Linked DNA regions of Homo sapiens: all the other regions are linked to region 2. A link is an interaction called in ENCODE POLR2A ChIA-PET data of the cell type or tissue named here. Cell type or tissue: GM12878. All regions are shown on one strand. Region 1 overlaps ZNF746 (zinc finger protein 746). Region 2 has its middle 11 kb from the start of TRC-GCA16-1. Region 3 has its middle 3.4 kb from the start of TRC-GCA20-1.

Evidence for each region. ChIA-PET counts read pairs that join two places held together with the same protein. Peaks named below come from ENCODE experiments on the same cell type or tissue, not always from the same donor. Only the 100,000 strongest peaks of a DNase experiment are listed, where the experiment ranks them.
Region 1: POLR2A ChIA-PET joins it to region 2 with 5 read pairs; 2 of 35 experiments call an interaction of 5 or more read pairs at or near these places.
Region 3: POLR2A ChIA-PET joins it to region 2 with 5 read pairs; 3 of 35 experiments call an interaction of 5 or more read pairs at or near these places.

What each region holds. Positions count from the first base shown.
Region 1 is chr7:149,473,248-149,477,247 of GRCh38, forward strand. ZNF746 (zinc finger protein 746) reads right to left here. Exons shown (of 7, transcript NM_001394198.1): 6 at 3,675-3,800; 7 at 1-2,236. The coding sequence ends at 1,137. Among named protein-coding and RNA genes, the nearest start is that of ZNF777, 14 kb to the left of the region's middle. In GM12878, no CTCF peak of the experiment used is centred here; no DNase peak of the experiment used is centred here.
Region 2 is chr7:149,533,574-149,537,573 of GRCh38, forward strand. No RefSeq gene overlaps it. Among named protein-coding and RNA genes, the nearest start is that of TRC-GCA16-1, 11 kb to the right of the region's middle. RefSeq lists enhancers at 1,420-1,609, 1,770-1,829. In GM12878, no CTCF peak of the experiment used is centred here; a DNase peak (open chromatin) is centred at 1,871; H3K4me3 peaks cover 364 bases; H3K27ac peaks cover 608 bases.
Region 3 is chr7:149,599,355-149,603,354 of GRCh38, forward strand. It overlaps the pseudogene ZNF767P. Among named protein-coding and RNA genes, the nearest start is that of TRC-GCA20-1, 3.4 kb to the left of the region's middle. RefSeq lists silencers at 611-811, 1,251-1,451 and an enhancer at 1,560-1,719. In GM12878, no CTCF peak of the experiment used is centred here; DNase peaks (open chromatin) are centred at 671 and 1,517; H3K4me3 peaks cover 1,314 bases; H3K27ac peaks cover 2,241 bases.

The sequences.
Region 1 (4,000 bases), 60 kb before region 2:
TCGGTGTGGGACAAATATTTTAAGAGGGAAAACCTGGAAATCTCTGTTCACCCACAGTGATGTTCCAGTAGAATGAGGCATCTCGCCTGTTGCTCTTCCCCACTCATGGCACGCCACGTGTACCCACAGTGAGAGGCTGAGGTGTGTCCCCTCTGAGCAGTTTGCACCTCTAAAAAGAAATCCCTGTCCTGCTGCTTCCCAAGGTCACAGTAATGATCAAATGAGATGCATTTTGAAAATAAGAAACTACCACACAAAGTGAACAGGAGACAGAAGCATCTCACGGAGTGGGAGGCAGCCCCAGGTTGGGGTGGGCGGCCAGGCTTTGCTCCCAGCTCTGCTGAGAGCTAGACGTTTGTGGTGCAGCTCCCCAGTTTCAGCTTCTCCATCTCCCCAGACCTAACGCTGGGATTTCAGACAACTCGTCCTTATGAGGCCAGGGAGTCACACACTAGGGGACACCACCAAGTGCCCTTGGGACGGGTACCACAGATGGCCCAAAATAGAGAAAAGTTGGGGCCAGCACTTTTGGGGGGCCTTTTCAGGAGAGGCAAGCTGGGAAATGCAACCGCTACTCCCGGAGGGGTCCTTCCTGCTGCACTGAGGTGTGCTCCAAGGGACCCAATGGCCCTCACTGCCCAGGGGCTTGGTGCGCTAGGCCCACTCAGCCCAACTGGGCAGAGCAGGGGCACACACAGGACCCCATCCCCAGGAGTCAGTGGGCCAGGGGTCCCCAACTGGCCAACCTTCCAACACACTATCAGACTCAGTGAGATAGTGACAGAAATGCACGCCCTGAAAACCAAAAGTACCTACAAAATTTAAATAGCCCTATTACTATTTTCCAGCTTTTTCCTCAAGAATTAAAAAAAAACAAAAAACAAAAAACAAAACAGGTTTGCAATTAAATTACTTAAAATTCTACGGCGCTCCCATTTCACAGAGAATTCTACTTGGTTTAGAGGTGGCAGCTGTCCTGGTGGATAGTTTCTCTTTCTCCAGTGATCATCAGTTCAGCAACTTGGACATTTGGTTCTCCCCGTCCCGCGTCTGCCTGAAGCTTCCACGCCGCCCTGCTGCCTGCACACGGGGCTTTTTACACGTGCGGCCGGCAGGGGCTATGGGGCTGGAGGCGCTCACATGTCCCCGCCATCGGTGGGTCCCAGGACGCTGAGGCCACAAGTCCAGTCGGTCACAAGGTCTGTGGAGGCCAAAGGTCCTTTGGAGGCGGGGCTCTTGAAGGGATCAGGAGGTGCGGGCGGCGTCGGGAGTGGCTGGCCTCGGGCCGGGGTCTTGGCGCCCGCTGCATGGTTGCGCTGGTGCTTGCGGAGGTGGTCCTTGCGGATGAAGCTTTTGCCGCAGACGGTGCAGGTGAAGGGCCGCACGCCCGTGTGCGTTCGGTAGTGGTCGATGAGCTTGGAGCGTTCGGTGAAGCGCTTCTCACACTCGGTGCAGGGGAAGGGCCGCTCGCCGGTGTGCAGCATGCGATGGCGGATGAGGTGCGCGGGGCGCGTGAAGCAACGGCCGCACTCCCCACACCGAAGGGCGCTGCCATCCCGTGCGCTGCCCCCACCGCTGCCGCCACCGCCGCCGCCACTGCCGCTGCCGCCACCGCCTGTGCCCGGGCCCGACCCGTCGGGCGCCCCACAGCTGCGCTGGTGCGCGCTCAGGCTGACTTGCAGCTGGAAGCTCTTCCCACACGTGGCGCAGGTGAAGGGCCGGCCCCCGGGGGGCGCCGCGGGGTGCTTCTTCAGCCCTGGCTTGTGGCCAAAGCCTTTGGTCCGGCCAGGGTATTTACAGGGTTCGTTGAATGGCCTTGGGGCCTGGCTGGGGTCCAAGATGGCCTCTCCGTTGTCCGGGGAGGAGTAAGGAAGCCCCTCGGGCCCCGTCCTCGGGTTCAGGCCCACTGGCGGTTTACACCGGAAATTCCAGCCCCACCGGACCCCTCCGAAGAGCCAGTCCCCAGGAGGGGTCTCCTCCTGGGCCACAGCAGGACTGAGCTCACCCATGTCCCTCTCAGGCCGGGCGGGCTCTCGCAGCCCCAGCACAGGGTCCTGGCTGGGGAAGGAGCTGCCCTGGCTTTCCCAGGCTCCTTCCTGGGCAGGACTAGGGAAGAACCGTGTGGCTTGGCCTGGTCCAAACAGGGTCCCGTGAGCCTCTAGGTCAGTAGGATGTACGGGTGTGGCCACCACCTCCTCTTCCTGGACTTCTGTTTTTATTACAATTTTTACATCTGCTGAGAAAGACAGAAAGACAGATACTGACCTGTCCCTTAACTGCTGAGCGAGCCACGATCTGCCACCATCACCTGCTCAGCAGCTGCCTGGCCAGACAAACTCCACCCAGGCCCTCGTGGCTGAGCCCAGAGGGCAGCTCAGCAGAGCAGCCTGGTGGCTGTGAGGCTGCCTCCCCCTCGAGGACACCAGTGTTCTGGCACCTTCACCACAGGACAAGCCACCATATCTGCTCCCCAGGCTCCATTTTTCAGTTTGGCTGTTAAGGCTAAGCATGAATTGATCCTCAGAAAGGAATTCGAACTGCTGCAGGCACTGTGCCCCACCACAGTGCAGGGAATGGGGGTTCAGACAGCTCGGCCACACACCAGCTGTGGGCTGCAGGCAGTTTCTAACCCACAGCTCATCTGTGAATGCCCACTTCACAGGTGTGAGGATTAAACCAGACAACATGTCTGAAAGCACCTTAGTGAGCTATTTGACATGCAGCAGCATTCAATAAATGGACCCACCAGCTAATGATAAAAATATTAGTGAATAAGAATGTGTTTGGCCAGGCGCGGTGGCTCACGCCTATAATCCCAGCACTTTGGGAGGCCAAGGCGGGGGGATCATGAGGTCAGGAGATTGAGACCATCCTGGCTAACATGGTGAAACGCCGTCTCTACTAAAAATACGAAAAATTAGCTGGGCGTGGTGGCGGGCACCTGTAGTCCCAGCTACTTGGGAGGCTGAGCAGGAGAATGGCGTGAACCCGGAAGGCGGAGCGTGCAGTGAGCAGAGATCGCCCCACTGCACTCCAAGCCTGGGGGACAGAGTGAGACTCCGCCTCAAAAAAAAAAAAAAAAAAAAAAAAAAAAAAGAATGTGTTTGATTTTATATAAGCGTACTTCAACTTCACATTCTGAGGTTTCACATCAGGGATCTTGGCTATTAGCACGTTTTTTGGGTGCTAAAATATGACGTTATTATAGTAACAGGTGACTGGTCTTCAAAACAGAAGTAAACAGAAAGCTAACAGATAAATTTGGTGGTGGTTCTTCTGAAATCGGCCTTCAGACACCTGTCTTTGGTAGTACCAATATCTAAGAAGTGGTTTCAGTTCAATTTTGTTTTCCTCCATGCCAGAGAGAAGCCACAGTTTCCTAAGCTGGGGAGGAGGTATATCCTTCAAGAGATAGGCTTGTTAGAATAGACCACTTAACACCATATGAAAAAGCAACAGACTGAAACATGGATGTCCTCAAGAAGGGCTGCTGACACCTATGATTTGGCAAGGAGATAAATAACAGAATGTGCAAAGGGTCATAAGAGTGCAGACACCCTAATGTCTGTTGGCTGGAAGGTCAGAGCAGTTCACCAGTGAAAATGGGATGCCTGGACCGAGGTACTCCCCACAGGCAAGCATGGCCCTTCCCTTCCTCCTCTCGCCACCTGTACCTTCCGTGGAGGCTGCTGTGTTGAGCTTCAGGGTCCCGTCCGAGCATGCTGAAGAGGGATGGTGGGGAGGGAGATCCGTTTGCCAGGAGGTGGGCGGGATGGTGGTGGAAAAGTTGGAATGGACACCTGCGGTAAGGGGAGAGCAGAGCCGGTGGGTTAGGGGACGGACGGGGAGGACAGAAGACTGTTGGGGAGGAGAGCAGGCTAAACTCTGAGGTCCCCCCACTGGGGGCTTTTCTGAGTGGGCACGAGGACCCAACCTCTCTGAACCCAGTGTCTTTTGTCCCCCTTTCTGAGGCACTGGGAAGCTCAGACATCATCAGTAT
Region 2 (4,000 bases):
CTTGTTTTGATCCTCTTCAAAAGATGGTTATAATCAGCTATAGGACTCTGACAGGTGCTCTCAAATGCAAGTATCTGATAACTTTGGAGATTATAAACATTGGAATAAAGTAAAAATGTACAGGACTAATGATGAGCTGAAATGTTCATGAATATTAACAAGAGTTAACAAAATGGACTGAACTAACAGAAAACTGAAGTAACCTTTTTAGCCTTTTTGCTTAAAACGTTACTGATCCTTGTTTTGTTTTTCAGTCAAGAAAACTTACCTTGAGCTATTTACTGCCTTCAATAATTGAGTAAGGTATATTCCTGTAAACAAAATTCGAAGCATGTTTGTTTATCTCTGCCTGGCATCTCCAGAATTTGGAAACTATTTGTGAGTATTCCTAAATTATGGCAATATACTTATTTGCATCAGTGCAATAAGAATCCATTTTCTTTTGCAACAAGACACAACTGGAGATACTGGTCATTTTACCAAGGCTTTGACCAGAATGGTGTGCTTCCCTTTAAGGAATCAAGCTTCACTTGCAGAGTCAATAAAAGCCCCTTGGAAAAACTAACCTCATACCTTGTCTACCTAGTCCCTGTACAGGGTTCCTAACCTGTGGTGAGTAAAGAATGTCACTTTCTAACAGGCCCAGGAGCCCCATATTCTTGGGACCTCAAGAAGAGAGGAATTTACCCAACTCATAGATATTTAAGGGTACAAACCCATGGGTGGGCTCAGGTTTAAAAGGTCTCATCTTAGATTTTTTTGTGGAGCACAGTTCCATCAAGGCCAATTTAAAAGCCTCTGTGAAGGATTGGTATTCTTGCTGCACTTTACACAAATAATCAGGCCAAGTATAAAACTAAAGTTTATTTTGCAAACAACTAAGCCTTATCATGATTTGTTTTAGAAAAAATGAGGACTGAACAGAGAGAAATTATGTTTCAAGACATATACACTTGTCAATTAATTCTAATCTCAGTTGTTTTTAAGTTTTTGTCTACATTATAGATTCACCTTGCTTATTCCTGTAAACCAACCAGTGATCTATGGCTGCAGCTCAGAAGAAACAAAAGGGATAGGGAATATAAATAATCTGGATCAATATTTTAATTCTGAGCAATTATCCTGCAAATCCTACCAGGTGATGGGAATAGATAGGGTGCCCATAACTCAGAGGTTTGTTTGTTTGGGAGAATAAGACCAAGAAACCTAACCAAAGTCAAGTCCCATGCACCCAAATCTTAACAGGCATAACTATAGCCACCAGTTACTTGGGAGTGTTGACAGCCTTGGGATTTTTGAGCTGTCCTTACCCCCACCTTGTTTTGTTTTGATACATGTCCTCTAATAATCCAAACTGTTTCTTCTCACTTAGAGGCCATTGAACTTCAAATGGTAATGTAAATGGAACCACACATGGCCACACCATTCTTCTGGGGACCCTTAAATTAACCTCAAGAGGAGCCTTGACTGTTATAGTCCCCCACACGATGCCACTATTTAGCCAGAATTAGCTAGAAAGATCATCACCCAACCTCCCTAACAGCAGCTGGGGTCTCCAGTCCTGAGTGGGGAAATGAGAGCAGAAAAAGGAAAAAAACACCCAGGTAAGCAGACAGTTAAGGCCAGTCCTCAGTAGAATTCTTTTAAACAGAGAAAAAAACCTGAAAAATCAAGCTGCAGCTGCACAGATAAGGGAGCAAGGCCCAATATAGAAACAACTTTGTTCTCTGTGTAATTGGTGGGCTCCCAGGGAAAAGTTTCCTCCTCTTCTATGAACATGCACACAGTGGGATCCGTGGAAACTTGCATGGTAAGGAGGCTTGCCTGAGACATGCCTGCAGCTGCACCGGTAAGGGCAATTACACAGACAGCTACACAGATAGGGGAAGTGGTTTTTTTTTTTTTTTTTTTTTTTTTTTTTTTTTTTTTTTTTTTTTTAATAAAAGCACCTGTATTCAACTGAAAAAAAGGCAACCCTCTCAGGTCCCCCTTCTACTGCAAAGAGCTTTCCTATTTTGCTTATTAAACCTTTGCCCCAGCTTCACCTTTGGTGTCCATGGTCCTTAATTTTCTTGGTCATTAGACAAAGAGCTCGGGTAATACCTCAGACAACAAGACTGCAACACCTCCATCCCATGTTTATATTTCCTGTCTTCCACAAATGGAACACTAGCACCCCCAAATATCAACATACAGGTTTTGTAAGCTATACCAAATTAACTTAAGTTCAATATCTAATTTTTTCCAATATCTTACTTTTTTCCTTAGAATATACACCACTGAGAGTTTTTTAATTCTTTGTAGGCATTGAATCAATGTAATATATCATTAGATTTATTGGTTTTATTTATATTTATTTTTAGGTTTATCTCCTCATACTTATTTTTTGGAAATGTAAAATATTAAAATGATTCAACTGTCAAGGCTACATAAAAATGTATACTTAGAGAATAGTCATTCCCTGCTCCATTCCTTGCATTTCATTGGCATCTACCCATGAGTAATGTTCTATTTCTTGATCTGGATGTGAGATTACACAGGTATATTTAATTCTTCTTATTCTTAGAGCTGATCACTTATTATTTGTGATTTTTTGTATGCTTCACAGTGAAAAAGTTTAAAAATACCAATGAGATGTGTCAGTCAGTATTCAATTAGGGAAGCAGAATCACTTAAGTATTATTGAATGAGAAATTGTTATAGGACTAAGACCATGCACAATTATAGGATGAGTTAGGGAAGATGGAGGATCAAAGAGCAGTCATTATCCAACCTTCCTAAAGCATGGCAAGGTGGACAAATTGAGATTGCAGGGAGCCCTGAGAATCCAAGCACATTCAGCTGCTGAAGTGGGGCTACAAAGAGTCTAGAGAAAAACTCCAAAGAAATTTAGCTACCATTTCTGTAGGTCCTCAGACAAGTATCTGGTGGTGGCTACTGGGGCTACTGCTAATGGACAGGGCTGGCCACTGGGAAGAGCTGAGCACAGAGCGAGGGAGAGCAGAATGAGCTGGAATCCACTGGTAACTGTCTGTATGTTGCAACAACAGCTGTCAGAGGGTAATGGCTGTGGCTTCTCTTCTACCTCCCAAATATCACTCAAATTCTTTTGTCCAACTCTAACCTGAATTTCGACGAGGAAATAATTCTGGGAAAGTAGTTTTAGCTATACCAAACGGACACGGTACAAACTGCCACTAGAGAGATGATAACAGTCTTAGGGCAGTGATTGTTGACGTGGAGAAAAGGAGAAAGACTAGGGAGATGTATATGAGTTAGAATTGATCAGATTAGTTAATAAATTAGATGCGAATAGTGAGGGAAAGCGAAATCTAAAATGACTCTCAGGCTCTAACTTAGACAGCTGTGTGGGTGATGGTGTCATTGACTGAGGCAAAGACTCCAGATGGAGAACGTGGAGATGATGGCTGCAGGGAGATAGGGCATTTAGTTTTGCCCATGTTGATTCTGAGAAGGTGGTGGGGCTTCCAAGTGAAGATATGCATTAGGACCCAAAGATATTACTATGTTTTTTAAATGGGCTTTTGCTTATGATGACGATTTATCCTCATTGTGACTGGATTTATCCTCCTATCTAAAATAGCCAAAAAACTGAAAAATATAGGAAACAACAGTTTCAAGACATTGGACATCAAGCAGCAAGGGACAGTGATCCCTGAGCAATGGAAAATAAATCCTATGAATGCTGCAATTGACTGCCTTGGGAAAGCTTCTAGGATACAGCACAGAGAAGAGAAACCCAGGCCAAGCCCTATGGACTCCAGGAATTAAATAGATGGAGCTCTGAGCCTTGAGAGATAAAGGCAGTCAGAGTTTGCTAAAGAGAATACTGGAGAGAAGAGAGATGCCCAGAGATAGAGAACTCTGGAGCTCTGCAGAGGATCATACTCAAATGCTCAGCTAGGCACTGATCAGCACATGCACATGAGGAAACTCTCCAGGGCCAAGGAAAGAACCATCTGAAAGGATAAGTGGTAAC
Region 3 (4,000 bases), 66 kb after region 2:
AATGTTGGTAGATAACTTTATCCACATACAACTTAGACTGGCATAGGCCACACAGAGGGTAGGGTCACCTTCTCAGTCTCATTCTCCACGTTGCCCCCAAACAACAGCTCCTCCACTATCCCTCCACGCTTCTCCTCTCTCAAAACCATCTCCTTCCACCACTCTCTCCTCTCACCATTCATGTCTTCTCTGACATATGGGACTCCACAAACAGTGGACACTTTTAGAACCAGGCTAACAATCTTATTTTCCTCACCGCCCTCTCCTTCTGTCCTCAGGAATGTCAAACACCATGGCAATGTGCGTCCAATGCTAAGGCCTCCAGAGATTTCCATCCTGCTGCCTCTACGAATGTTCACAAACTCCACTCACTGAGGCTCTCAAGGGGTGTGGTGAGGCAGAGTCAGCGTTTTCCACTAGTGTCTTTTACCCTGCTTCTTGAGGCAGGAGAATCGCTTGAACCCAGGAGGCAGAGGTTGCAGTAAGCCGAGATCTTGCCATTGCACTCCAGCCAGGGCAACAAGAGCAAAACTCCGTCCCCCAAGCAAAAAAAAAAAAAAAAAAAAAAAAACCAACCAAACAAAAAAAAACACAAAACTTTCCCTTACCACAACTTCCTCAAACATAGTTTACTCTGACACCTGTATAACCACTGCCAATGCTCGTTCCCTAATTAAGTTACATTACTTTTCAGAGAGATTCTGCCTGTTATTTAGATTGACACCACCTTTTATTGGCTTCTTTGCTTTCTCTGTCTGACTTCCCACTCCCTACTGGTGTTTCCTGAACTTATCTTCCAAATAAACTACCTGCTCTTACATTTTAGTTTCAGAGTCTCTTTCTAAAGAAATCTAAACTAAGACAACAGATTAAAGGAGAAAAATCACGTCATTCAAATAGATGAAGAAAAACATCCAATCAAATCCAACACACCTTCGTGATTCAAAAAAAATTCTTGGAAGCGAGGATAAATATTCTACCTTCTTAATATGTCACTAGCTGTCTACCTGAAATATAAAAAGAAATATTATTTAACGGTGGGGTCGTGAAAGCTTTAAATTGAAAAATGAAAGAAAGACAAATATGCTCTTAAAGGGAAATGGAAACTGAATTGAGGAGCAAAAGACTCTAAAAAAATCACCAAATATATTTTTTAAATGAATCAACTAAGACATTCCAGAAATGAAAAAAAGTATCAACATCTTCCTTTTTATTTACTTTTAACTGAAATATAACTAACAATAAGGTATAGAAATCTTTAACGTACAGCTCAATTAATTTGTACACATACACACAAATGTACCCACCTCCTAAATCAAGATATAGAAGACTGAAAGGAATGCTGCTATGAACAAGAATCTTGCATGTACACAGACACACTCTACTCTCCGTATCTAGGAATACAATTGTTGAGGAAGTGGGTGTTTCTATTTTTGGCTTTAGCCAGTAAGGTCGGACGGTTTTCTAAAGTGGTTCCAGCAAATCACACTACCACTAGCAGGGGATGAGAGTTACTATGGCTCCACGTACCATCACTGAGTAACATCAGTCTCTTTCATTTTAACCAACCTAGCAACAATTCTAGCAATAGTTCACTGCGGTTTAACTTGCACCTTTCTTTTCTTTTCGTTTTGAGATGGAGTTTCGCTCTCGTTGCCCAGGCTGGAGTACAGTGGCACGATCTTGGCTCGCCACAACCTCCGCTTCCCGGGTTCAAGCAATGCTCCTACCTCAGCTTCCTGAGTGGCTGGGATTACAGGCATGCGCCACCAAGCCTGGCTAATTTTGTATTTTTAGTAGAGATGGGGTTTCTCCATGTTGGTCAGGCTGGTCTTGAACTCCCGACCTCAGGTGATCCGGCCGCCTCGGCCTCCCCAAGTGCTGGGATTACAGGTGTGAGCCACCGCGCCCGGCCTAATTTGCACCTTTCTAGACTCATGAGGTTTGAGCATCTTTTCATAGGCTTATTGGTCGCTTGGATGTCCTCTTCTGTGAAGTGACTGCTCAAGTCTCTTCTTCATTTTTCTACTAAGTTGTCCATTTTTTAATTGTCTTGTGCAATACTTTATATATTTTGGGAATAAACCCTTCATCACTTATGTGCAACAGATACCTTCTCCTGCCATGTGGGTTCTTATTCTCTTACTTGTGTTTATTGGCTCTCATGAATGTTAGCTGATTTCTCTGTGAGCTTTTTATCTGTTCAGCAAACGGTATATAGAATTTACTACCTGCCAGTCCTGTTTTATGTGCTTTACGCAGATTAACTCATTCAATCTACACAACAATCCATGAAACATACGCTCTTTTTTTTTTTTTTTTGAGATGGAATCTCGATTTGTTGCCCAGGCTGGAGAGCAGCTGCGCGATCTGGACTCACTGCAACCTCCACGTTCCTATTTTAAGCGATTCTCCTGCCTCAGCCTCCCGAGTAGCTGAGATTATAGGTGCCCGCCACCACACCCGGCTAATTTTTGTATTTTTAGTAGAGACGGGGTTTCACCACATTGGCCAGGCTGGTCTCCAACTCCTGACCTGGTGATCTGCCCACCTCAGCCACCCAAAGTGCTGGGATTACAGGAATGAGCCACTGCGCCCGGCCACTGCTTAGCCCTTCTCGTATCCTGCCTTAGTGCAAGACTGTCTCCTTCCTGATTCCTCACCATGGGTGGGGCCTAAGACTTCTTCTTGGAAATGCCCATTCATCATTGTACTACTGACATCCGGGCCTCCAGAATCCAGCGATGTCCAGGGTCTTCTGCGACTTCCTGGACTTCGCTCTTGTTGCCCAGGCTGGAGTGTGATGGCGCGATCTTGGCTCACCGCAACCTCCGCCTCACGGGTTTAAGCAATTCTCCTGCCTCAGCCTCCCGAGTAGCTGGGATTACAGGCAAGAGTCACCAGGCCCGGCTAATTTTGTATTTTCAGTAGAGATGGGGTTTCTCCATGTTGCTCGGGCCGGTCTCAAACTCCCGACCTCAGGTGATCTGCCTGCCAGGCTGCTGCCCAGGCCCTGCCAGTGGGGAGTTCTGTGCTCTTGCAGGCTCATCAATCCTCCGCATCTTCCTTGGCAGTCCACCCTACTGCCGAAAAGGGAAACCCAGAGGATTTTAACGTTATCATATAAATCACTGCGGAAGTCAGTGTTTCCCGAGGCTGTCAGGCCAGGAGCGGAGAGGAGTGGCTGGCTGCTGGCTGCCTTCTGAGAAGGTGCCCAGGGCTACAAGGCAAAGGCCTGTGGGTAAAGGAGAAAATTCCAGCAGGAAAGAAAGGCAGTTTGAAGAAGAGACAGTTTACCAGCTCCTATGACAAGAGCAGAGGCGGGGCCTTGGCACAGCTGAGGAGGTGAAAAGGAGTTAACCCAAGTGTTCCTCCAAGTCTTCCTTCTAGAAAGGACAGGGTTCTGCCTGCCATCAGGAAGGTCACGTGGGAGGCTGGACACAGTGGCTCATGTCTCTCATCCCAGCACTTTGGGAGGTCAAGGCAGGAGGATCGCTTGAGACCAGGAGTTTAAGACCAGCCTGGGCAACATAGTGAGACTTCACCTCTACAAAAAATAAAATACATTAGCTGGGTATGATGGTACACACCTGTGGTCCCACCTACTTGGGAAGCTGAAGTGAGCTATAATTGTTTCACTGCACTCCACTCTGGATGACAGGAAAACACCCTGTTACTTAAAGACAAAAATGAATCAAGTGGGGTTGTTGTCTAGCAACATATTCTGGTCCTTGAAACTATGTTAACGCTGGCCCTCTTAAGGCTTTCGGGGATTCCAAAATCTACTCAGCTACCGCCTTCTCACTATTTCTTGGAGTCGCTCCTTCTCTATCATTCTCCATTAATATTAATTGAAGAAGTGAAAGCTGGAAGAATCACCTTCTGTCCTAGATTGTAGTTGTGTTGGAACACTGGACCAGGAGAGCCAGGCCCAACTCTGTCATTAAGTGTTTTAGAACAGACACCTCAGTCACACAAAGTTTCTCTTGTATGTGCCCAC